Linked DNA regions of Mus musculus: regions 1, 2, 3 and 4 are each linked to region 5. Evidence: chromatin loops called from intact Hi-C (ENCODE). Cell type or tissue: heart. All regions are shown on one strand. Region 1 overlaps Col8a2 (collagen, type VIII, alpha 2). Region 2 overlaps Sh3d21 (SH3 domain containing 21). Region 3 has its middle 2.9 kb from the start of Trappc3. Region 4 holds the start of Eva1b (eva-1 homolog B (C. elegans)). Region 5 overlaps Oscp1 (organic solute carrier partner 1).

Region 1 (5,000 bases), 220 kb after region 5:
GGAGGCAGAGGCAGGCGGATTTCTGAGTTCAAGGCTGAATCTGTAGACCAGCTTGGTCTACAGAGTGAGTTCCAGGACAGCCAGGGCTACACAGAGAAACCCTGTCTCGAAAGAAACCAAACCAAAGCAAACTTACCAAACCAAACCAAACCAAAAAAAAAACCAAAAAACAAAAACAAACAACAACAACAACAAAAAAACAAGAAAGAAAGAAAGAAAGAAAGAAAGAAAGAAAGAAAGAAAGAAAGAAAGAAAGAAAGAAGGAGGGAGGGAGGGAGGGAGGGGGAGGGAGGGAGGAAGGAAGGAAGGAAGGAAGGAAGGAAGGAAGGAAGAATTTGTGAAGCTGGGCAGTGGTGGTGCACACCTTTAATCCTATCACTCATATCTGAGTCTGAGGCCAGCCTGGTCTACATACTAATTTCCATGACAGCCAGGGCTCTACACAGAGAAACAAGTAAACAGAAAACCACTTTCTGTCACCTACATGGGGTTACAGAGGGTTGTGAGCTGACACGTGGGTGTTTGGATTGGAACCCGGGTTATCTGGAAGAGCAGTGCTCTAAATACTCAGCCATCTATCTCCCCAGCCTCTATGCCCAGCTATGCCCAGTTTTTTTTTAAATTTATTTTATGTTCATTGGTGTTTTGCCGGCCTGTGTATCTGTGCGAAGGTGTCAGATCCCCTGGATCTGGAGTTACAGACAGATATGAGACAGATTTGGTTGCTGGGAATTGAACCAGGGTCCTCTGGAAGAGAAGCCAAGAGAGCTCTTAACCTCTAAGCCAAACCCGGTTTTAAAAAGCATTTTTTGGAGCTGGGCAGTGGTGGTGCATACTGTTAATCCCAGCACTTAGGAGGCAGAGGCAGGCAGATTTCTGAGTTCGAGGTCAGCCTGGTCTACAGAGTGAGTACCAGGACAGCCAGAGCTACACAGAGCAACCCTGTCTCGAAAAAGCCAAAAAGAAAAAGAAAAACATTTTTGGACGCACCAAGTGGCTCAGCAGGTAAGGGCACTTGCTGGGAAGCCTTATGACTTGAGTTTGATCCCCGGGATCTACATGGCAGAAGGAAAGAACCGACTCATGCAAGTTGTCTGATGACTGCAACATTCATATGTGCCCCTCTCTCAAACACATAAGTAAAATGTAATTTAAAAGACACTTAAAAAAAAAAAAAGTAGTGCATTGTGTGGAGAGCGTGCATACTGTTCTAGCATCCCAGTTAGGTTTGCCTTCATCTGGGGCTGCTATGGATAATGTAATGTCATGGACATTTGCATACAAGATTTGTGTAGACATATTACCCTGTTCTATTTGCCCACACTCCCTCTCTGATGAGTATAGTATTCAAGCTGGCAGAACCCAGCCCTTGTTCTCTGAGCTCAGCTAAGAGCTGTGGGTAGCTGGGACTTGAAGGGCTGTGTAGCTGTCAGAAGGCATTGTGGAGGACAGGGACTTGAAGGATAAATAGAAGATAACTGAGGCTCAGAATCACGAGGCTACTGGGGCCTGGGTGCTGTCCTGTAAGGAGTTCTGGGTGACAGTAAAGGTTACAGGGAGAGGAAAGGAAGGAGGGGCTCAAGATAAGGCATTGGCTTCTGCAAGTATGGAGTCCAGATGGACATCAGCGTGATGGGGAATTGCAAGGAACCAAGACAAGTCCCAGACCTGCCTCCCCTATATCATCTGGGTGCTGGGGTTGGCAGTGACCCCAATACGCCCGTGTGGAGATGAGAATTTACATCTCTGAAGAGCCCCGGTGGTAGGTGGTAATTGGCAGGAAGCTGGCCTGCACATAGGTGGCAGGGCCCTCATCTTGAAAAGGTTTGCTTTGGCAAGGTGTGCGCTGGGGTCGAGGTGCTTCTCAGAAGGGTTCTGTCTGGTCGCTGATCCTCGTCTGGGGGAGACTGGTCAGGTCTGGAAGAGGTTTAGCAGACAATACATACAGACCAGTGACTTTGAGATTTGCTTTTGAATAACAACGATCTGAGCCCGTGGTCCTGGTGGCTGGTTTGGTGACAGCCTTTCTTCTTCTCCCTGCAGCCCATCCACAGACGCCATGCAGGGGGCTCTGATGCCCCTGCCTTCGCTGCTGCTGTTGCTGTTGGGGTGTGGGCCAAGAGTGTCCTCTGGCGGCGGAGCTGGGGGTGCAGCGGGCTATGCCCCGGTAAAGTATGTGCAGCCCATGCAGAAAGGACCCGTGGGACCGCCTTTCCGAGAGGGCAAAGGCCAGTACTTGGGTGAGAGCCTCCCCTACTCTACCGTATCTAAGACCGCTCCTCCCTTACCTAAATCCCTCCAGACACTCCAGACCACAGCTCCTCAGGGTGCAACTGAGATCTTCCCATCTTCATTTAGTCTTACTTCGACTGGTCCAGGGATTCTCAGCTTTACAGGGCCTGAAACTGGCTGTGATTGGCTGGTGCAGGTGGTCTTTATAAGGGGGTGGGGCCGGGCAGGAAGATAGATAGGTAATGAAGCAGCTTGACTGGTCTGTAATGCGGGTTATTGGCGCCGCCTGGTGGTGGGATGGCCATCAGGTCTTGCAGCCATAAATATTCTAAGTTCATTGGGCAAGGCCTGGCTGGGAAGTTGGGTACAGGGAGTTCTGGATGAGGACTCCTGCAATGTTCCCAGGATAGCAACGGGACAGGGACAGCTCTAGACGCCCTCCAATATGGGGGGACAGCTCTGGGAGTGTTCTCTGTGAGCAGATTCTCTGTTCCTCCACAGTACTCTGCACATTGCCATGGGGGATTGGATAGATGAGGTACCCAGCTTCCATTGTCCAGGTCTCTGACTGTCCCCTTCTCTCTCTTTCAGAAATGCCTCTACCGATGCTGCCAATGGACTTGAAAGGAGAGCCAGGTCCCCCTGGGAAGCCGGGACCTCGGGGTCCCCCTGGGCCTCCTGGCTTCCCAGGAAAACCAGGCACTGGAAAACCTGGGGTTCATGGACAGCCAGGCCCTGCTGGCCCCCCTGGCTTCTCCCGAATGGGCAAAGCTGGTCCCCCAGGGCTCCCAGGCAAGGTTGGACCACCAGGGCAGCCAGGGCTACGGGGGGAGCCAGGGATACGAGGGGACCAGGGCCTCCGGGGGCCCCCAGGACCCCCTGGCCTTCCTGGTCCCTCAGGTATTACTGTCCCTGGAAAACCAGGTGCCCAGGGGGCTCCAGGGCCTCCAGGATTTAGGGGGGAGCCAGGACCCCAGGGAGAGCCTGGGCCCCGAGGAGATAGGGGCCTCAAAGGGGATAATGGAGTGGGCCAACCAGGGCTGCCTGGAGCCCCTGGACAGGCAGGTGCCCCTGGGCCCCCTGGGCTGCCCGGTCCAGCTGGCTTGGGCAAACCAGGTTTGGATGGGATACCAGGAGCCCCAGGAGACAAAGGTGATTCTGGCCCCCCTGGGGTTCCAGGTTCTAGGGGAGAGCCAGGAGCTGTGGGTCCAAAAGGCCCTCCTGGGGTAGATGGTGTGGGGATACCAGGGGCAGCAGGGGTGCCAGGGCCACAGGGTCCAGTAGGGGCTAAAGGAGAGCCAGGGCTCCGGGGCCCCCCTGGCCTGATAGGCCCTGTTGGCTATGGGATGCCAGGAAAACCAGGACCTAAGGGAGACAGGGGCCCAGTTGGGGCCCCAGGGCTCTTAGGAGACAGAGGTGAGCCAGGAGAGGATGGGAAGCCAGGGGAGCAGGGTCCACAGGGACTTGGGGGTCCACCTGGCCTTCCTGGGTCTGCAGGGCTTCCTGGTAGACGTGGGCCCCCTGGGTCAAAGGGAGAGGTAGGACCTGGAGGTCCCCCAGGAGTGCCTGGCATTCGAGGAGACCAAGGGCCTAATGGCCTGGCTGGGAAGCCTGGGCTCCCTGGTGAGAGGGGACTTCCTGGGGCCCATGGACCCCCTGGACCGACTGGGCCTAAGGGTGAGCCAGGTTTTACAGGTCGCCCTGGAGGGCCAGGGGTGGCAGGAGCCCTAGGACAGAAAGGTGACTTGGGGCTTCCTGGGCAGCCTGGCTTGAGGGGTCCCTCTGGAATCCCAGGGCTCCAGGGCCCAGCTGGCCCTATTGGGCCTCAGGGTCTGCCAGGCCTGAAGGGTGAACCGGGCCTTCCAGGGCCTCCTGGAGAGGGAAAAGTAGGGGAGCCTGGCTCTGCTGGTCCCACAGGGCCCCCTGGAGTCCCTGGCTCCCCAGGACTCACAGGTCCTCCTGGGCCCCCTGGGCCTCCTGGGCCTCCTGGTGCCCCCGGAGCCCTGGATGAGACTGGTATCGCAGGCTTGCATCTGCCCAATGGTGGCGTGGAGGGAGCTGTACTGGGCAAAGGAGGCAAGCCACAGTTTGGGCTCGGTGAGCTGTCAGCCCACGCCACTCCAGCCTTTACTGCAGTGCTCACTTCCCCCTTCCCTGCCTCAGGCATGCCGGTTAGGTTTGACCGGACTCTCTACAATGGCCACAGCGGCTACAACCCAGCCACTGGCATCTTCACCTGCCCCGTGGGAGGGGTCTACTACTTTGCATACCATGTGCATGTCAAGGGCACCAATGTGTGGGTAGCCCTGTACAAGAACAATGTGCCGGCCACCTACACGTACGACGAATACAAGAAGGGCTACCTGGACCAGGCTTCGGGAGGGGCTGTGCTCCAGCTGCGGCCCAATGACCAGGTGTGGGTGCAGATGCCCTCAGATCAGGCCAATGGTCTCTACTCCACCGAGTACATCCATTCGTCCTTCTCAGGATTCTTGCTCTGTCCCACATAACCCGTGGGGGGGCCCCTGCTGCCCTGGCCTCCTCCTCTTTAGCGATAGAGAGACCTTTCCAGTTACAGAGATTTCCATCGGAAGGAAAGAACCAAAAAGCTGAACAGGGGCAGCGGCGGCCTTCTTCTTGCCCCGAGAAGACTGACCTGCTTTCTGTAGGCTGAAGTTGTTTCTGGAAGAGGGTGGCCTAGTTTCCTTTCCCCCAGGTGTACTGTGGGGGTTGTCCCTCTGTTCTGGACCTGCCTGGTCTGCAGGCAG
Region 2 (5,000 bases), 71 kb after region 5:
TCATATACTCCTTAGGATGGTTTTCCTAAAGAGGAAAAGAGGTTAGGAGAGGGTCTGGAGACATGGCTCAGGAGTTAAGAGCACTGGCTGCTCTTCCAAAGGATCTGGGTTTGATTCCCAGCAACCACATGACAGCTCACAACCATCTGTAATTCCACTTCTAAGGGATCCAACACCCTCTTCTGGCCTCATGTACCAGACACAAACCTGGTGCAAAGATATGCACGCAAAGAAAACACTTGCAAAATAAAATCATCAAAGCAATTAAAAAAGAGGACAGTAGACATGCACAGATAGAGCTGGGTGCCTTTAACTCCAGCACTCAGGAGACAGAGGCAGGGGGATCTCGGAGGTTGAGGTCACCCTGGTCTACAGAGCAAGTCCCAGAACAACCAGAGCTACATATTGAGACCCTGTCATGAAAAAAAAAAAGTCCATAAATAGAGGAGGAAGGCCAGAGTGGCATCCTGCTTTCGTTTCTGTCACTGTGACAAATGCCTTGATAAAGAACACAAGCAACGGGGGAAGGGCTTGTTCAGTTTCCCATTCCAGGTTACAGTTTATTACTGCGAGGAAGTTAAAGCAGGAAATGTCAATCTGCAGACAAGAGCAGAGAGAAAATAAACACACAGATCCTTCTTGCTGTCAGCCAGCTCTGTTCTTAGGCTGTTCCCAGCTCCCATGCCTAGGAACAGCGTTACCCACAATGCACTGGGTCTTTCTATGTCAATTAACAATGAAGACCCAGCACAGGTAGGAAAATGGGTAACTCTGCTCAGGTTCCTGAGCTTGGGGCCAGTGATGTGGGGCAGGGTCCCAGGTTCTGCTCCCTCCGCTTAACAACACAGGCTGCAAGCTCAGTCACCCCGTGTCACCTTTCCTTGAGATGGCCAGGTGGCTGGGAGGAGTTGGTGTCCACTGGCTGCTGGCAGAAACGAAATCAAATCCTACTGGAAGTCTTTCTTTCCTAAGGCCTACAAGGTTCCCACAGCTAAGCTGAAGTCATAAGCTCATAAAGGAAGGAGACACACACACAGAGGCAGCCCACCGTGAGCAGAGGCACACACACAGAGCAGAGCACACACACAGAACAGAGCACACACACAGAGGAAGCCCACTGTGAGCAGAGGCACACACACAGAGCAGAGCACACACACAGAGTAGAGCACACACACAGAGCAGAGCACACACACAGAGGCAGCCCACTGTGAGCAGAGACACACACACAAAGCAGAGCACACACATAGAGCAGAGCACACACACAGAGGCAGACTACCATGAGCAGAGTCCACAGGCCCAGCCCAACACACACTGAAATCATCGGAGGGGCTGTCAGGAAGAACCATCAAAGCAAAGCAAACAAAGAGACTGACTACAGAAGACAGCATTCCTGGAAAAATACACAGTGCAAGCCCATGACCTGCTTGTGTATAGACAGATTTATGCACACATCATACGCATTAAACAGCAGAGTAAACATTACAGCTAGAAGCTAGAGAGAGAATTACTAAATGAGAAGTCAGGGAGCAGGAAGGCTGGGGGGCGGGGGCAGGGAAGGGGAAGATGGCAGACATTCGAACCAATATTCTCAGTGAAGTAGTACCTAAGTCCTCTCCCAGAAAGGCAGCTATGAGGAAAAGACAAGAACATATCCGTGTTCCAGACACCATCCAGGGCATAACTGGAGAAGAGTCTGAGCTTGATGTTCCTCCCTATGAGTGCATCCCTTCCCCTGGCTTGGTCCACAGAATGGATATGCAGTGCAAGGTTGGGGGGGGGGGCGTGAGAAACAGCAACTTCACAGCAGCGAAAGCAGCCGCTCATGTGACACCCCAAACACAGCCAACACAAGAGTAGAAATATGGTACACTTCACTGGAACACAAAACTCTATGCATCAAAGGACAATTTTAACAAAGGATGACTGGGGGCTGGAGAGATGGCTCTGCAGTTACAAGCACCAGCAGCGGCTGCTCTGCCAGAGGACAAGGCTTCAATTCCCAGCATCTCCGTGGTGGCTCACAATCACCTGTAACTCCAGTTGTAGGGGAGATCCAACGCCCTCTTGTGGCCTCCAGAGGTACTGCATGCATGTGCTGCGCAGACATACAGATACAAATACCAGCACGCTGGGAAGCAGAGGCAGGAGGATCTCTGTGAATTCCAGGCCAGCCTGGTCTACAGAGCAAGTTCCAGGACAGCCAGGGCTACATAGTGAGGCCCTGTCTCAGAAGAAGAATGACAATAAAATGAAAAGACATTTCACTGGCTAGGAAAGTTTTACACGATGATCGATGTATTTATCACAGTCACCATCACATCACCACCATTATCATCACCATCATCACCTTTGGTGTTCTGGGGGTTTGAAGCTAAGGCCTGCCTCATGCTTGCCAGGCATGGGCTCTATCACACGGCTATAGCCCCAGCTACCGTCTCATCTAGAACATAAAGAACTCCTGTAACTCAGTAGTAAAGAACACAGTCCAACTGGACAGAGGCAGAAAACACGGAAAACTTTCTGACACTCTTAAGCTCCAAAGGAACACAAAGCAAAACCACAAGATGCCCTCCCATCTGCCTGCATGGTTCTAATGAAGGCATTAACAAGTACGGGTAGACTGTGGGGAATCTAAGATCTTCATGCACTGCTGGGGGAAGGCAAGGAGGACCATGAGTTCAAGGCTATCCTGGCCTTTAATCCCAGCACTCGGGAGGCAGAGGTTGGATCTCTACAAATTGAGTTCCAGGACAGCCAGGGCTACATAAAGAAATCCTGTGTCCAGAGGGAAAAAAAGTTGAACATTCTATCACCTCTCTGTTTTCTGGCTACGATCAGGTGCGACACTGAACATTCAGGGCTGGGGAGCTAGGACACTGGTTAAGAGCACTGGCTGTCCTAGAGGACCAGGCACAGTTTCTAGTATACACACAGTGGTTCACAACCATCCGTAACTACAGTAGCAGGGGATCCTGATGCCCTCTTATGGCCTCTGTGGGCACTGCACAAAGCAAAACCACAAGATGCCCGCCCTCCCATCTGCCTGCGTCACACAGACATACATTTGGTGTAAATAAAACTAAGTATTGAGTCATGTTTTCAAATACTAGATATGGCCATTTAGGGTAATCGTCCCAACTTATAAAATCTTACCTTATCAATTTTTTTCTATCCAAGAATTCTATTTTACTTGATATCCTTTGGTTTTGCTTATTAAACAATAGCTTTGTATTGCTAATATTTGAGATAAACATTCAAAGTTTATTATATGTGGAAGCAAAGAATATCAAGTAGATACTCTGTTCAGAGTCCTTGGATGTGGACTTTGACATCTTTTACAAAGCTTCTAGGCGCTTGTCCTTTATCCAGGAGTCTGACAGAACAAACGGCCAACTAACTATAGTGGCCTTATCAAGTTCTACAGAGCTCTGGCTGATACGTGGTCCAGCCAGTTGTACAGCTGCATGTAGCTCATGTTCATACCGATGGAAACATCACATAAATGTCCTTGCAGAGGACCCAGGCTTGGGTCCCAGCACCAACATGCTGTCTTAAGCTATCTCTAAGTTCCAGTGGGTCTAGTACCCTTTTTGGCTACCAAAAGGACCAGGTACACAGGTGACACAGACATACATGAGGTAAGACATTCATACACATAAAATAAAAACAGGTAAGCCTACAAAAAAAAGTTTCTGTCATGTAACTGTCTCTTAATGTTTCCCACAAAGTTGCACAGTTATTACCCCCTGTGTTCTAGATCTTTGCCAACCCCTTTACCATGACCCCTTAGATGAATCCTCTTCTGAGACAATCTAACTGCTGCTCACCCTTCGGTCAGCCTTGAAGCAGTAACGGAGGCCGACTCCCAAACTCTCACATGCCATTTGAGTGACCTCTAAAAGGGGGCTGGGCATTGTTTTGGGGCCTAGAACTGAAACAGCTGGACAGCCTTGTAGACATCAGTTAACAGAGCAACATGTCTGCAAAGAGCCTCAGAGGGTGTTCCACTCAGCCTCAGCTCCCTGGCTGCTACAGTGCGACATCTGGGCCCTCCTCCCGCACCAGCAAACCCTAACTGGTATAAGATGGAGCCCAGAGACAGGGACCAGGACAAATCCAACCACAAGCCTCCTCCTCCTGATTTCTCCCCTCCTTCACCTCTCCCTTTGAATTCCTCGTTATTCTCATCCCGGGCTTTACCCTATCTTTTTAAAGATTTATTTATTTATTTATTTATTTATTTATTATATGTAAGTACACTGTAGCTGTCTTCAGACACTCCAGAAGAGGGCATCAGATTTCATTATGGATGGTTGTGAGCCTCCATGTGGTTTCTGGGATTTGAACTCAGGACCCTCAGAAGAGCAGTCAGCGCTCTTAACCACTGAGCCATATCACCAGCCCTACCCTATCTTTTAAAGGTTTTTTTACTCACTGGCTTTTACCCTATGCCCAAACTTCTATGTGAACTCCCCAAAGAGCTCTCTGCAACAGCTCCATTTGTTCCCAACACAGCTGCAAAAAATATACAGCATCTAAAAATCTGTACAGAAACTGGCTGAAAGGGACCTTCATCCCTTCCCCCTCAGGCCAGATACAGGTCTTTCCATTTTCCTCCTGTTCCCTTCCTCTGATGCTGGGAAGCTCTCTGCTACCCGTGAGAGCCCATTTGGGTGCAGCAGTCCTGGCGATGGGACCTGCCCCGCACCCCCCCCCCCGCCACCCCATCACTCTGAATCTATTCCATGCCCACTTCCTCTCTAAGAATTGCTCTGTCTCTCCCACCTCAGCTCCTCCCTTCCTCAACAGTGTCAGAAAATCTCTCAGTCCCACTCTGTAACCAACCGCGCTGCTTCTGGCTCCCTGAGAATCATTTTCCAAGTCTCTTCAGAAATACAGGCTGGCAGTTGCCCAATTCGTCAAAGCTGATGAGCAAGCTAAGATTCTCCTGCTGCTATGAGACCAGAGGACGTCCCTCTTCAGTGGACCCAGACTACCCC
Region 3 (5,000 bases), 170 kb after region 5:
CCTACCTTCATCAGAAGACCCCCATCCCCCGCCCCCACATCTCTCCAGAAGGATTTTTCTTTCCTACGGCTCGTCGCGATAAAGAGTAGTAAGCCTCACTTCACCCTCCTCCCCGAAAATACTCGGGGCTCTGGAGTGGGCTCTCCTATCTCCTGTTTCAATGCCCGCCCGCTGAGGTGAGGGCTTCGAGCCAAGTCGGGCTTGGCTTCGGACAGGGTGCAGGGAGCTTGCTGGGAAGGTGGATCGATAGTAGAGGTACTGGTGCAGAGAGGACCAGACTGGAGGGAGGAAGGAGGGGCCGCTGGGCTCTGCCTATCCTAGCCCTGCTCTTTGTCCTGACCTGGAGGTCATTTCTCTAGTTGTCCACAGATTAGGGCCAGGGAGGCACTGTCTCCCTGTCTCTCCTTCCCCTTCCTAACCACTGGACCCTCCTTCCTTAGAGCACCTCCACAGAACAGTCATTCCAAGGGAGAGGGCAGGGAGTACGATTCAGGGAAAGGGAGAAGTTTCAGGCAACCTAGCAGCAGTTTCTATCCCAGTAGTAAGTAACTGGCGCTTTGAACCCTGGGGGGAGGGGGGAGGGAAGATTCGCCCGAGGTGGAGGCTGAGTGACTTTAGAAAAGGATGGTGCTAAAGGCCAGCAACGAGAGTGACACGTCTCCTGAAACTCTAAAGTTGATAAACAGCAGTAGTGATGTGGGGGTGCAGTGCAGCCCACAGTGGCTGCCTAGCGTGCACTAAGCCCTGGGCTCGGATTTCCAGCACTACATCAAGCAGGCGTGATGGCACAGGCGTGATGGCACAGGCCGGCAATCTCGGCACTTGGAAGGTGGAGGCTGGAGGATCAGACTTTCAAGACAGGCTTCAGGGGGAAAAACAGCTTGGTGGGTAAAGGTGCTTTCAGCCAAACCTGATGATCTGAGTTGGATTCCTGGGACCCACATGGTAGAAGAGAACGAATTTCTGCAAGTTGCTCTCTGATCTCTGCACTCCTATGTAGAATTAAGAATGTACTTCATCCCGGGAGGCAGGTTTCTGAGTTCAAGGCTAATCTGGTCTGCGGATTGAGTTCCAAGACAGCCAGGGCTACACAGAGAAACCAACACACAAACACACACACACACACACACACACACACATAAATAAATAAATAAATAAACAAACAAAAGAAAAAATATATTTAGATTGGGACTCACTGTGTAGCCCTGGCTGGCCTGTAACTCACCCAGTGTACCAGAATGGCCTCCAATTCACAGAGATCCACCTTCTTTCTCCCTGGTGCTAGAATTAAAGGCACATGCCACCAATTTTTAAAAGTAAGGAATATAATAAAACTCCCTTTAAATAGTATTATAATATTTAAATAGTATTTATAATAATAAATAAAAACCCCTGGTTATGGGGCAATTTTGAGGGCAATTGGGATGTATGAGATATGCTTCACAATAAATAAAAAAATTAAATTAAATGGTGCCATGAAGTATTTTGAGGGTCATTGTAAAGATTAAGTAAGACAATGGAAATGAAGTACTTAGCATAGGGCCTGGTATATAGGAAGTGCTGAGTACATATGATGATGACGATGATGGGAACTCAGATATAAAAGAGGATGAAGATGACATTCCATATTTGCTGTTAGTCATCCCATCTGCAGGATGAGGTGATCACATGGATACTAGAGTCCATGGCTGTCTCTTGTGAATCCAGAGGTCTAAGGTTTACATTGTCCAGAGCTGGGCATAGGCTCGTACTGAGCCCTGCAGAGAACCCAACAAGGGACCAGCTGCTTGGGCTGGTTTTCCTCCTACCTCCCAGTCCTGGGATAAAAAAATGGGAGTGGTGAGATTCCCACAGTGGGGAGAGTTCAGGAATAAAGAGGGACAGTGGATTTAAAGGAGCCTAAGAGCAAGAGATTCCAACCTGGGAAAGATATGAAAACTGGAAATCTGCACTTGTGTCTGATCATCTAGGACTGGCTTTGGGGAGTTCTCTGAACTGGGCAGGGGTAGCTCAGGTGTGTGGTGGTTGGCTGCATCTTCAGTCCTCCACCAAAGGCATGTTTGCATTTACACAGGCACTCTGGAGGGCATTTTGGTCAGTGTTTAAGGACACTTTTTTTGTTACAACCGAGGGTGCTATTGGCATCCAGTGAATGTGAGACAAGAATATGGCTTTAAAAAATCCTACAACCCTGTCACAACAGAAAATTCACGGACACAGAATGCCTGAGGTACCAAAGTTGAGGAACCCTGGCCTCAGCCTTTAGTACTGCAGAGCAGCTGGGTATCTGAGAGGTAGCCAATGGGAGGGGCAGGTTTCCTGGCCAGCAACAGCTAGAGCATTCTGGCACAGCTGAAGGGCCTATATGGAGCCTGGGAGAATGCCTTTTGGGGAGCCAGGGCAGTGCTACAGCCCTATAATGCGTTTGGAGTAGGCAGGCAGAATAGACACTTCTCTTTTCTCCCTGTAACTGACCAGGAGCTCCAGCCCAGCAACTGATGATTAACAGATTTATTTATTTGTTTGCTATTTATTTATTTAGAAAAGACTGGTGCCTTTATGTTTAAGGGTATGAGGGGGCTCCACATGCCTTCTCAAAGAAAGTGCAATCATGGGTATGTGTAACATCTGGGCTGAAACCCCAAGAGGATATCCTGCCCATTCAGCTCGAGGCAGGGAACTTTGTCGGCCTCAGCTGCCCGGGGCAGTCTCCTCCCCCTCCACGGAAATAGACAAGAGCGAGTGAATCGTTAGTTTCTCCACCAGGCTGGGCTGGGGTTGGGGAAATTCCCTGACTGAAGATCAGGATGATGTCCCCTTGCAAATCGTCCTAGAAGGAAGGCAGGAGCCAAAACGCTCCCAATCGCCTAGTTTTGATGGGGCAGAGCCCAGGATGAACCCACCCAGTACTGAAGAAAACGGTTAGGAGATTTAACTCAGATACAAATCTCAGGACTAGGGCCTGGGATGCTGCCTCCACCCCCACAAAGTAGGAAGTGGGAGGAGCCTTTTGGGGGGCAGCGGAAAGTGCAGCCACCAGATTCTCACTCCCGCTCCACCCCCACCGCACAGCACAAAGAAGAGGAGGGGCTGTGACTTAGACTGCCTCTTAGCCTCTAGGGCCCGCGGCTTGAGACTGGGACTGGGAAAAGTCCTTCAGGGTAGTAGTGACCAGCTGCCTCTTTCTCTCCTTACAGCTCTTGAGGAGGAAGGGAAGAGCAGAAGTTCCTAGGCAGGAGGAACTAAAAATCTGTACTACAGAGGTCAAGCCTTTGGGTGTCTTAGAGGAAGTCTTTTTTCAAGCTCCTACTAGGGATGAGAAACAACTGGTCCTGGGGTCTCTTCTCCAATTTCCTTTTTTTTTTCCTTCTTCCTTCCTTCCTTCCTTCCTTTCTCTTTTTTTTTTTTTTTTTTTTTTTGAGACCGGGCTTCTTGTAGCCCAGGCTGGACTTGTACACGCTGTTTGACTGAGAATGACCTTGAATTTCTTACGTTCCACTCTTACTGCCTTCTTTTCTAGGGAACAGGAGATGAGGGTCGGGAGGGATATCTGGTTTCCTAAAAGTCTTACTCCCTACAGGTGGTAGAGAGGGAGAGGGAGGGGCTGGAATTCAAAATTGAAGGGAGAAGTCCAAGAACTTGGGGCCTGCTGTGTAGGGAGTTCTGTCTTGTTTGTGCTGGAGATGAGACCCAGGGCCTTGCCCATACAAAGCATGCGCTCTACTCCTGATCCCTGACAGCCACCCCAAGGAGTTTTCAGGTTGCAGTCTGAGCAAGGATGAGACCTTACAGATCAATACATGTGCCCCGCCCCCACCCTTAATTCAAAACTGATGACTCGGAGAACTGTCCCAAAGAAAAGGCAGGGCCAAGTTCGGGAATCAGAGGCAGAGAGGGGGGATAATGAGTCCGTGAGAAGTCAAGGAGAGGCTCCACCTCCAGTCTGTCCAGAACCGCCCTGCCTGACAGCAGGCTGGGTGGGGTCAGGCGGCTGCCTGTGACTGTGACTCAGGTTTCTGTGGGCAGCCAAGGCAGCCGGCAGGGAGGAGCCCAGACCGACTGACAGGCTGGCCAACTGCTGTTTTCACCTCAGCTGTCCCCTCTCCTGGGAATGAAGGAGGCTCTGGACTAGCCTCACTGCTACTCTCCCAAGGCTACAGACTTCTGTCTTCTTCTTCTGCTCCCTTCTAGAGACCCTCATGCAGCCTCCTGAGGTCGTGCCACAGGATGGAGAGTCAGGGATCTCTGCCTCTAGGGAGGCCCCGGAATGTCTGTACTACAGGGAGAAGGCTATAATAATGATTGGTCCTATAACCTCAGGGAAAGACTGGGAGAAACCCTTGCCCCCCTCCAGCCTTCTCCTAGCCTAGCTGGCTCAGTATCTGGACAGAGCAGTTGTCATGGTGAAGGCCGGGTGGTACACAACAGTATATAGTTGCTGCAGAGACAGACAAGCAGGCTGAAGCGAGGAGACCTGAATTCCAAGCACAGTGCCCACAGGGCTGACCACTAAGGAGAGACGGCCGGAGCCAAATCCAAAGGGCTGTGGTCAGTGATGACAGGGCTTTGCCTCTGTGAAGGGTAAGAAGGGTTTGGTCAGCTAGCACATTCCTCAACGATTGTTGGGCTGTGTTTGGATCTGTTGGACTGTCTTGATAGTGTAGCTCGAAGGGAATCACATTTCCTCTGTGCCTTTTCTGTGCCCACGATCTGTGCTCATGTCTCATTAATATTTACAGCAACTGAAAGAACTTCAGCATCTGGCCTCAGATGGCAAGCCTGGGATTAGAACTCGGCACTGAGTGCCACCACAGCCGGCATCTTGGTTTTTCTGGGAACTAGGCAGGGTAGCTGTTCTAGAGAAGGGACGGTAAGTGATTTGGATTTGTTAAAAAGGCCACAAGTGTAAGGATGCAGGGCTTGGCTGTGTTTGGGGTTTGGGAACAGATGGCAGTTGAAAGAGAAAGCCGTTAACTATCCTGACATAGAATATGTGGTCA
Region 4 (5,000 bases), 62 kb after region 5:
GAGGACGGATCACATCTGATCCAGAGGTGGACACAGAGATGTTAGCTCGGCGATGCAGACTGCGTCGTGGAAGCCCATGTCAAACCCCACAGGATAGCCATGCGGATGTCACAGAGAACAGGTATGTGCCACACAAAGTCAGGTCCAGTCTCCTCACTACATACAGTTGTACAAGCTAAACCGCAGCACACACTAATATGTAAGTGGCTGGCAGGCCATGTTTGTCAACACATTCCCAGTACTAGTTATTCTGTATGTGTTTAAGCCACACATGCCTTGGAGGGACAGGGCTGGCCATGTTCACCCACAGGCATCACTGATGATGTTGAAATGTTGCCTGCTAGAACCCAGAGGGTCCCATCCTTGCTCCTGCCTGGTTTTCCTCTCATCTTGCTGGTCTGCTGTAGAGGAGACCCCTTAATGTATGGGTTCAGGGGCTGAGGCTTTAGACAGACTCCCTTCTCCCTGTTCTCTGGAACTGGGTGACCCACCTATTTCCAGGATGCTAATCTCATCTTGTCTTGCCTGCCTCGAAAACTATCTTCACTCAAAACTATGTCCACACAGCAACTCCCTTCAGACTACCAACTCCTCCTCCTCCTTCTTCACCACCATCACCACCACCCAGACCACTCCTTTCCTGAATATTTGCAACACTGTTCTCTCTGCTTCTACTGTTTGTTCGTTTTGTTTTTTTGTTTTGTTTTTTGGAGACAGGAAGGGATTTGGGTCTACATGGTACATGGTGAATTTTCTGAGATTTTTTTGTAGACCAGGCTGGCCTCCAACTCAGAAATCCGCCTGCCTCTGCCTCCCAAGTTCTGGGATTCAAAGGCGTGCGCCACCACGCCCTGCCCTCTGCTTCCACTCTTGCCCTGCTGTGGCCAAGCCTATCTTGAGCAGCTTCAGGAGTCTTTCCAATGTGTGGCGTGGGGACTGACACTCTCTAACTTAAGCCTCCAGGGGTTATCACTTCACTTCCAATGAAATCCAAGCTCCTGAGTGATCTGCAAATCCTGTGTGGTCTCCGATCAGTTACTTTCCCCTCGAACCTCTCATGCTAGCTCCGTCTCTGCATGCCAGAAACTCCACTCATGCTCCCATCCTACCCTTTGATCCTGCCTTAGACAGGCTCCCCGAGATCCTGGCATGGCTGCCCTCTCCTCAGGACTGAGCTCTTACCTGGGGCGTCTCTGTGAGAGTTACTCAAGATGTTCTCCATCACATTAATGCATTCCACTACCTTCATGACACCTCACAGCCCCTTTGAAGATGCCTGCCTCCTGAGGGCTTGTAACCTCTGACCTCTGCAATTCCTTTTTTTTTTTTTTTTTTTTTTTTTTTGGGTTTTCGAGACAGGGTTTCTCTGTATAGCCCTGGCTGTCCTGGAACTTATGCCACACTAAAATGCTGAGGCAGCATTATATGCAAATAGGTAAGTACGCATGGGCCAACGCATGCTTACAAAGCAGACTAAACACAAAAATACCCAGGTCTGAGCCAGCTTGGTCCTTTCTCCATCTCCTCTTGACCCCTACTTGAACCCAGGCGGGCTTGGAGGAGTCGGGGTCTGCAGCTTGAACAGGGAAGGGGTTAATGGCCTCCAGGCTTCAGGCAGCGCCTACAGCTATGCCTGCAATTTCCTCTGGCCATTCTTTCCCTCCTCCTTCCCAAGATTCCCGCCAAGAAGGCCTCCCCCTCACCCCAGCTCCAGCGTAGGGAGGGGAAGGGGGTTGGCCAGGAGAGTAAGCAGAAAGAAGAGGCCAGCTGCAGATCCCCCCCAGCGCACTTCGGTCCCAGCCTTGAGCCCAGGTGGAAGCACACGTGTGACTCTGGGCAGGTCCGGCTAGCAAAGCAAGCGAGGCTGTTCCCTAGCGCCGAGGCCCCCGCTGGGGTCTGCAATATGCTGGGACCTGGCTCACCGCCGAGTCCGACAATCATTAACCTTGGGTGACCACAGCAGCTGGACACACTCAGCCAGGGCACTGGGAGGAGGGGCTGAGAGATCCCTTCTCCGAGGAAAACCAATAAGGACGCGGGGGTGCCGGCTGCCTCTACTAGGTCTAGGAAGGTCTGGAAGGATGAAGGGGTTTGGACCCGCCTCATCCCAGGAGGAGCCAGGCACAGGAAAGTAGTTTGGAGCCTGCGCGCTAGAGTAAGAGCGTTGTGGGTTCAAATCCTGACCGTGTGGCAAAGGTCTTCAAGATCTTTGACTCAGTTTACTTCATTTGCAAATTGGAGATTTAATGGTAGCCACATTCCAGGGTTGGCTGGCTTAAATGAAGGGATGTCTACGGGAAGCGGGAGGGGAGGTAACCTGCCGCCAGGGGCTCCAGGCCTTAGGGATGTTTAGTAACTAATGTTGTTGTTAGTACTGGCGGGGGCGGACCCTGTGAGCGCCCTCCCCAGCGGCTTCCTGTAGGGGAGCAGGGGCCGCCCCCTCTCCCCTTCCTCCAGGCGCTCTTCCTCCCCGCCTCTCCTCCCCGCCCCGCCCCGTCCCTCCTCTTTCCTCGGAGGAAACTTTCCGCCGGCTGGTCCGTCGCGGTGTCCGGCCGCACCGCCGTGCGAACCTGGTAAGGCGGACGGGGCGGCCCGGCCTGGGTGTATGCGGCCACCGGGGAGACGCCACTGCCGGGGCGAGGCTGCGGGACGCTGACGGGTGAGCGAGCCGGGCCGGCCGAGGCCCCGCGGGTGGAGGGGTGCAGGAGGGAGGTGGAAGGGGAGCCCGAGGCACCGCCTCGCCCTTCCGTGCGCTGGGCCTCGCCTGGGGACCCCACGAGGGGGCGGAGCGTGTGCGCCCTCTCCGCCGCTCCCGGGGATGGAGAGGCGTCTGCGGGGGAACAAGGACTAGCAGAGTCCAGATCTGCGATCCAGTGAGGCGAACCGCTCCCTCGCCCCACCACCACCCCAGGGTGGAGGAGCTACGCGAGGAGCGAGCGCCTTGGGCTCTGGAAGACCTGACCTGGGTGACCTCGCAGGCTGACAGGCGAGCTGCATCCCAGCAGCATGGATGCCCCAAGAAGGGACATGGAGCTACTCAGCAACAGCCTGGCAGCCTATGCGCACATCAGAGGTGAGGGCCAGGCCTGGGGGCACGGAGCCCGTCCATCATAACCCAGGCAGCCCTCCACTCCTAGCTGCTCACCCTGTCCTTGCAGCCCTTCCGTTCCTTGCCCCAAGCCTAGCTAGACCCTGGATCTCTCCCAGATGGGACGACTCCAGCCTGTCAGGGCCCCCTGTGACCTCCGCTCCCTGCTCCCTAGCTAACCCCGAGAGCTTCGGCCTCTACTTCGTGCTTGGCGTCTGCTTCGGCCTGCTGCTGACCCTATGCCTGCTGGTCATCAGCATCTCCTGCGCGCCTCGCTCGCGACCCCGGACCCCTGCTCCGCGCCGGGACCCCCGGAGCAGCACCCTAGAGCCGGAAGACGAGGACGATGAGGAAGATGAGGACACCATGACGAGGCTGGGTCCCGATGACACGCTGCAGGGCCAGGAGCTGTCCACAGAGCCCGACGGGCCCCTTAGTGTCAATGTCTTCACGTCAGCAGAGGAGCTAGAGCGGGCACAGCGGCTGGAGGAGCGTGAACGAATCCTGCGGGAGATCTGGCGCACTGGGCAGCCAGACCTGCTGGGCAGTGGCACGCTCGGGCCCGGAGCCACGGCCACGCTGGGACGAATGCACTATTACTGACACCCGGCCCCTCAGCGTGGGGCCAGAGTACTGGATATGGGACTGCCTCAGGGCCTTCAAAAAACTGCCTCTGCCCCCAAATCTCTTTGGTGCTATTGGGCGTCACATCGCCGCCTGCTAAGCACTCTTCATAGGGCAGGTGTGGGTGGGAAAAGAATGCCAGCTCCCACCTTCTCCCGATAATAATGACCAATGAAAGGTAGTCTTGGCGACTCAGTCTCTCACTGGTTACTACTGCTTTCAGCAGGCCTCCAGGCTCCAGCCCTGCTGCAGGGGAGTTCCAGAGCTGTGGGAGTAACTTATTCCTTTTGCGGGTTGCACCCCCTCTGGGGGTCCAACCAGTGCATGCTTGTGATCACTTCACAGATCAAAGGAACAGACCCAGACACGCCTCTTGCACACAGGGCGGATACTATGAGCATTCCTCACAAATACGGTAGCCGGTGGCCGGAACTAGCCGGTGTTTGGACAAATGTCACCTAGTCCCCAGCACCTATGACCTGCCATAGGATGCCGTCATTGCAATCACAGGGAGGCCTAAGGCTCCAACTTTGATGCAAATTCTATTAGACTTAGTGACTGAGCAGATACTTCTAGGCCAAAAATCATTCCAAGTGACTGGGCACAGGAGTCCCTTTGCGCAGAGGCTAATTGGGAGGAGCTGGGCCCAGAGACGGCTGGCTCCACCCCTTTAGCACACAGCTGGCTCCCTGAATCCAGCCCAGAGTCCAGGCCCCTCCACCCTGCCTCTAGCATAGGGCTGGTCTCCGAAGGAGACTACCCCCACCCCCAACCATCCGGTGGATAAAAATAGCCTTGCACAGGCCTTGAGAATGGTAATGGGAGCCACATGTTGGCCAGATGTGCCCAAGAGAGACTGCCAGGAATGCAGAAGGCAGTGTGCTGGCTGGCCCCGCCCCACAAGGACCAGACTGGCCTGAGTGTTCAGAGTTTTTTTTTTACTTCCATGGAGTTTGTCAAAGTTGTGTGCAAGGACCGGGGTGGCCCAAGCAGGATAGATGTCCCTCCAGGTTGGGTTGAGGTTCGGCCTGAACCTGCTCTCATTCTGTCTGTGTTTCCGTCTGTGTCTCTGCGTGTTTGAAGGATTTCCGGTTCCTCTGCATCATCTGAACCTAGGTGGGAGAGCGTCATCATGGACCAGGGCCTCCAGCTACTTCCCTCCTCCCTCCTGCGTCCGTCCTGTTCCACCCACCTCCGGCGACAGGAGCGTCTCAGTCTTCAGCTCCTCCCAGACATCCCCCATCTTCTGTCTGTGTACAGGGGGTTCAGGGTGAAACGCCGGACCCTT
Region 5 (5,000 bases):
ACAGAATGCACGTCGGAGCCGTGACGTGACATTCAAGCGCTAAGGCTCCCTGGCAAAAGATACAGAATCTTAAGTAACCGTGGAGGAGAAGTAGCCAGTGTCCCTTTGCTGCGGAGGGCCACACCACCTCCCTGTGATACTTTCTGTGTCCGCAGTGCTGTTCCTTCTGGGGCCTTTTCTCAGGGAAGAAGCAAACTGGGAGCTTCTTTTCCCAACTCAGTTGTGTTCTGAACTCACAGCATCTTTCTGGCTGCCTTTTACTATCTGAGAATAATAGCAGTGTGCCCACCAATTAGGAGGGAGTCAGCGACCTGGCTGGGTCACAGCACTGTTTTCTGTTGGTGCCAGGTACAGTGCGAGTCGTCCTGTGGAAACCCACATGTCTGCAACATCCAAGAACGCAGCCTCCAGGGCACAGGTGAGCTGCTGCTCTCTCCCTCTCCTCCTTGATTCTTTCCCCACACTGCCCCGGGGCGGGGCGGGGCGGGGCTTTGGCTTTCAAAGCTAGTTAACTTTCCCCTCAGCCTTACATGTACCCAGATTTCTAACTGTGGCTTTGCTCAGAGCTTTCCAGTGATCTGACTAATTAGGTAATATGGGGACTGGTTCATTACAATTAAATAGGAGCCAAATACCAGGACATGGCAAATAGCTTTGTAACAGAGCCGAGAGGCCTGTGGCTGCTGGATCCAACATGCATGCAGATACATGCATGCAGATGAAAATGTCAAAGCATCCCTTGTCAAAAGTGCTTCCTGGTCGTCAGGACCTTCTACCTTCCTTTAAAATGAGGTTTTCATCCCTCTGAGTTCCGTATGCGCAAACTCTGGGACAAACCATGGACTGTTCAGTTATTGAGTGTTCATGGAACCAAGTCCCAAGGTGTTGGGTACCAGCTTGGCGTCGATGTGGTCCCACCCCGAAGAGGCTTTTGGTTCTCTGGGAAGGACAATGGTAGAAACGAACAGCGAGATGGAAAGACACTGACAGCTTACGCCAGAAGACCGTGCGCTCTGTCCTCTGGGGTGGGAGCAGGGGGCAAGGGAACACAATGGTTTTCAGGGGCAGCGGCACGGAAATAGGGCTCCGGAGTAAGCAAGACACCGCATAGCAGGGGAGGAGAAGTGGGTGCCAGCCGTGGTGGTGGGATGAGCACAGGCAAAACAAGGAAAACAGTATCCTTTCTGGAGCGGCAGCGAGTCTCCACATAGCTCCATCTTCTCGCCGCAGAAGCAGGCGGCAGAGGCTTTACTGGACAGGACGACACCGGGGCCTGATTAGAGAAGGTTGTAACTCCTTTTTTGTTTGTTTGGTTGGTTGGTTGGTTTGGTTTGGTTTGGTTTAATTTGGGTTGGGTTTTTTGGTTTTTCAAGACAGAATTTCTCTGAGTAACTCCTGGAACTCTCTCTGTAGACCAGACTAGCCTCAAACTCACAGAGATCCACCTGCCTCTGCACCCCACCCCACCTCCAGCGCTGGGATTGAAGGCATGCGCCACCATTGAGCTCCATTTTCTCCTTTTTCATTTTTTTAAGATTTATTTATTTTATAAATGTGAATACACTGTAGCTGTCTTCAGCCACACCAGAAGAGGGCATCGGATCCCATTACAGATGGTTGTGAGCCACCATGTGGTTGGTGGGAATTGAACTCAGGACCTCTGGAAGAGGTCCTCTTAAACACTGAGCCATCTCTTCAGGCCTCCATTTTGTTTTTTGGGGTTTGTTGTTGTTTTTTTTTTTTTTTTAGTTTTGGTTTTTGGTTTTTGGTTTTTCGAGACAGGGTTTCTCTGTATAGCCCTGGCTGTCCTGGAACTCACTTTGTAGACCAGGCTGGCCTTGAACTCAGAAATTCACCTGCCTCTGCCTCCTGAGTGCTGGGATTAAAGGCATGCCCCACCACGCCCGGCTTCCATTTTGTTCTTTATGCGGTAGTCAGGGGACTTTGTTTCAAGCAAGACAGAAATAAGAGAGTGTGTTTTCAGTAACTGACAGTAGTGAATTGACAGTAGTGAAGAGTAGAGCCCAGATCCACGTAAGAAGGTAAAGTCTAGAAAGGGTGGTGAGAGAGGAACGGCCTACTGTGTTCCTGGATGTCACCACCAGAGGGCAGTATGGGAGTTCCTCCAGAATGGTACCCACTGAGCTGCAGGCCTGACAGGAGCCGCCTGGCAGAGGGAACTGGACCTGACTGAAGAGGAAGCAGGGCCCTTCTCTCCTCCCGAGGAGGAAGATAGTCTGAGAAGTGTGGTCCCTGGGGCATTCCACTAAGCTTCAGAGTTGAAAGTCTGTGGTTTGCTTCTTTGCTGGAGTCCCACTGCTGCTGAGCTTGCTTTATTATTCCGGCTAAGCTTGCTTTCTGTGCATTAGTTGTACCCAGAAATAATTTAAGCTGTTATTATTTTTGCTTTGTTGTATAATTCTTCCCTGCGTCTCTGGGGTCTTGGCAGGAAATGTGTTTGCCCTGTGTGGCTACAAATCACACCGTTGTTTCTACAGGAAAACATTGTTCCAAACCCTCTTGCCAAAGAAGAGCTGAATTTCTTGGCCAGGCTAATGGGAGGGATGGAGATCAAGAAGCCGAGTGGCCCTGAACCAGGATTCCGACTGAATCTGTTTACGACCGATGAGGAAGAGGAGTATGCGTTAAGCCTGCTTGTCTGTCTGTCTGTCTTTCTTTTCTCTTTTTTCCTTTGTCTTTTTTTTTTTTTTTTTTTTTTTGGACAGGGTTTCATATAACCCAGATGGCCTCAAATTCACTATGTAGCCTTAAAGTCCTGATCCTCCTGCCTCTGCTTCCGAGGTGCTGGGATTACAGGTGTGTGCCTCCGCACTCCATTTATATGAGATCAAATCCAGGGCTTTTGTGTATGTTGGGTCTAGTACCCCACAAACCAAGACAGTTCCCCAGTCCTAAACCCGTTCTTTAAAGATATATAATGCATTCTTGTCCCTGTGGCTTAGATGGAGTGTAAATACACATATAAACCCCTACGTGGGATAAGAACACAGACACGACAACTGCAGACCAATACACACAAGCACAGATGCAAAAGTCACCAGTGACCAGCAATCCATGCTGCCCTGAATACAGACTCCCTGGGGCTTCCTGAAGTCACTCCCCCAAAAGCTCTAAAAGGAAGCTAAACAAGAAGTGTTAGGATGTGTTAGGAGATGACTGGACTGAGCTGGCAAGATGGCTCATCAGTTAAAGGCCCTAAGACCAGGACCTGCATTCCAGCTCCGGGACAGAGGGAGAACCGACGCTCACAGGTCATCCCCGACTCCCACGTGCCTGCCATGGCACGCGGGCACACACTCATGAACACACACAGATATGGAGTGTAGGACCCCCAGCTGTCCCCAAGTCATTTAAACTGACGGACCACAGATGTCTTAGTGGAGGCTGATTTGCACTCTGGATTGGAGGGGCCTCCATGTGACCTGGGCCTCAGAACTTGCTGAGAGAAGAGAGGGAGAGTGTTGGCAGATAAGCAAAAACATGTGACTTTCTGAAATATAAGGATGGGGGGGGGGTGTGAAAGGGCAGAAGGAGACACAGAGAAAACAGGTGTCCATGTTCTCATGAGGTGGCTCACCGTACTAGGAAGAGGAATCATGAACCGTGTAACCTTAGGCCTGTCTCTTCCTGCCTCCTGTAGACACGCAGCACTGTCCAGGCCGGAGGAGTTGTCCTATGAAGTCATCAGCATACAGGCTACACAGGTATGTGAGGGGCCTCACGGGCTCTGGACCTATCCTCCTCAGCACTATCCTCCTTGGAAAACTTTTGCTCTTCAAGCATGGAGATGGCTCAGTGGTTAAGAGCAGTGCTCAGCACCCATATGGTGGCTCACAACCATCTGTAACTGCAGTTACAGGGGATCTGTGGGCACTAGACATACAGATGATGCACACACATACATGAAGATAAAACACTCATACACAGAAAATAAAAAGAAACCTTCATGAAAATTGGGCAGTGGTGGTGCACGCCTTTACTTCTATTTTACTTGGGAAGCAGAAGCAGGCAGCTATTTGAGTTCAAGGCCAGCCTGATCTACAGAGCAAGTTCCAGAACAGCCAGGGCTACACTGAGAAACCTGTCTCAAAAAACAAACAAACAAACAAAACAAGCCAAAAGATCATCAAAAGCACCCTATTCTGTTTTTCCCAAAGCTGAACCCTTGATGGCATGATAATTTAAGTACTTCCTGCCCCAGAAAGGACACGCCCCTGCAGACGTCTCCTTTTCTCCTCTCTCCACACTTCCCACAGGACCAGCAACGGAATGAGGAGTTGGCCCGGATCATGGGTGAGTTTGAGATCACAGAGCAGCTGGAGCAGAACACCAGTAAGGGAGACGACTTGCTGGCCATGATGGACAGGTTATAGATGCAGATGGGCACGCCCTAGCCCTCCCTCAAGAGACTGCCTTAGACCACCCTGGACACGGATGGCTGGGGATCTCATGTGCCCCTGCTGGATTCCAACCAAGGCCTGCACCTTCTAGTCCATTTTTAAGTCAGAAAAAAACTGTGACGACCTCTCGGAGAGCATCCATTTCTGAAGCCACACACATTTCTGTATTTTCAGCAAAATATATTCTTGCTCTTAACCCAGACCTTCCCCATTATTCTCAACTCAATGATGACTATGGGCGCCTCCTGGGCCATTGCGGGTTTTCCACAGCGTCTTTCCTGCAGGGACCAGCGTCCTATGCGTGCCTGTAAGGACAAAAGAGCAACACCTGAAAACACAGGAGGGGGATCCAGGCCATTCTGGCTGCATAACAAGATAGATCTTTTAAAAAACCAAAACCAAAACAAAACAAAAAAAAGTTTGGGGACTCGGGGAGTAAATGCACTAGCCATGTACACTTGGTGACAGAAATTCGATTCCTAGAACCTACATGTCAAAAACCTGCTTTGGGGACTAAAGAAATGGCTCAGTGGTTAAGAGCACTGGCTGTTCTATCAGAGGACCTGGGTTCAATTCCTG

Evidence for each region. Hi-C counts contacts between places; a loop is a spot of excess contacts. Peaks named below come from ENCODE experiments on the same cell type or tissue, not always from the same donor. Only the 100,000 strongest peaks of a DNase experiment are listed, where the experiment ranks them.
Region 1: a loop joins it to region 5, with 2.7 times the contacts of the local background. A loop is called at or near these places in 7 of 42 quality-filtered maps.
Region 2: it touches region 5 in a loop (2.5-fold over the local background); 18 of 42 quality-filtered maps call a loop at or near these places.
Region 3: a loop joins it to region 5, with 2.9 times the contacts of the local background. A loop is called at or near these places in 12 of 42 quality-filtered maps.
Region 4: a loop joins it to region 5, with 2.2 times the contacts of the local background. A loop is called at or near these places in 15 of 42 quality-filtered maps.

Annotation. Positions count from the first base shown.
Region 1 is chr4:126,307,557-126,312,556 of GRCm38, forward strand. Col8a2 (collagen, type VIII, alpha 2) reads left to right here. Exons shown (of 4, transcript NM_199473.2): 3 at 2,044-2,240; 4 at 2,824-5,000. The coding sequence starts at 2,060. The coding sequence ends at 4,742. Among named protein-coding and RNA genes, the nearest start is that of Adprhl2, 12 kb to the right of the region's middle. In heart, a CTCF peak has its summit at 2,518 (motif pointing left); DNase peaks (open chromatin) are centred at 2,195, 2,525, 2,975, 4,175 and 1 weaker place; H3K4me3 peaks cover 647 bases; H3K27ac peaks cover 589 bases; H3K27me3 peaks cover 1,481 bases.
Region 2 is chr4:126,154,772-126,159,771 of GRCm38, forward strand. The region is part of intron 10 of Sh3d21 (SH3 domain containing 21); the gene reads right to left. Among named protein-coding and RNA genes, the nearest start is that of Sh3d21, 6.1 kb to the right of the region's middle. In heart, CTCF peaks have their summits at 2,074 (motif pointing left) and 2,999 (motif pointing left); a DNase peak (open chromatin) is centred at 680; H3K27ac peaks cover 1,752 bases.
Region 3 is chr4:126,256,968-126,261,967 of GRCm38, forward strand. No RefSeq gene overlaps it. Among named protein-coding and RNA genes, the nearest start is that of Trappc3, 2.9 kb to the right of the region's middle. In heart, a CTCF peak has its summit at 2,233; DNase peaks (open chromatin) are centred at 214, 2,744, 3,044, 4,014 and 1 weaker place; H3K4me3 peaks cover 3,649 bases; H3K27ac peaks cover 4,559 bases.
Region 4 is chr4:126,145,973-126,150,972 of GRCm38, forward strand. It overlaps Eva1b (eva-1 homolog B (C. elegans)), which reads left to right and starts at 2,031. Exons shown (of 3, transcript NM_172145.3): 1 at 2,031-2,659; 2 at 2,979-3,073; 3 at 3,264-3,902. The coding sequence starts at 3,007. The coding sequence ends at 3,691. It overlaps Sh3d21 (SH3 domain containing 21), which reads right to left. Exons shown (of 16, transcript NM_001162533.1): 15 at 4,905-4,962; 16 at 4,630-4,824. The coding sequence ends at 4,753. In heart, a CTCF peak has its summit at 2,319; DNase peaks (open chromatin) are centred at 1,869, 1,999, 2,549, 4,469 and 3 weaker places; H3K4me3 peaks cover 4,008 bases; H3K27ac peaks cover 4,928 bases; H3K27me3 peaks cover 570 bases.
Region 5 is chr4:126,084,045-126,089,044 of GRCm38, forward strand. It overlaps Oscp1 (organic solute carrier partner 1), which reads left to right. Exons shown (of 10, transcript NM_172701.3): 7 at 349-418; 8 at 2,499-2,638; 9 at 3,662-3,725; 10 at 4,278-5,000. The coding sequence ends at 4,394. Among named protein-coding and RNA genes, the nearest start is that of Lsm10, 10 kb to the right of the region's middle. In heart, a CTCF peak has its summit at 2,107 (motif pointing right); a DNase peak (open chromatin) is centred at 2,167; H3K4me3 peaks cover 300 bases.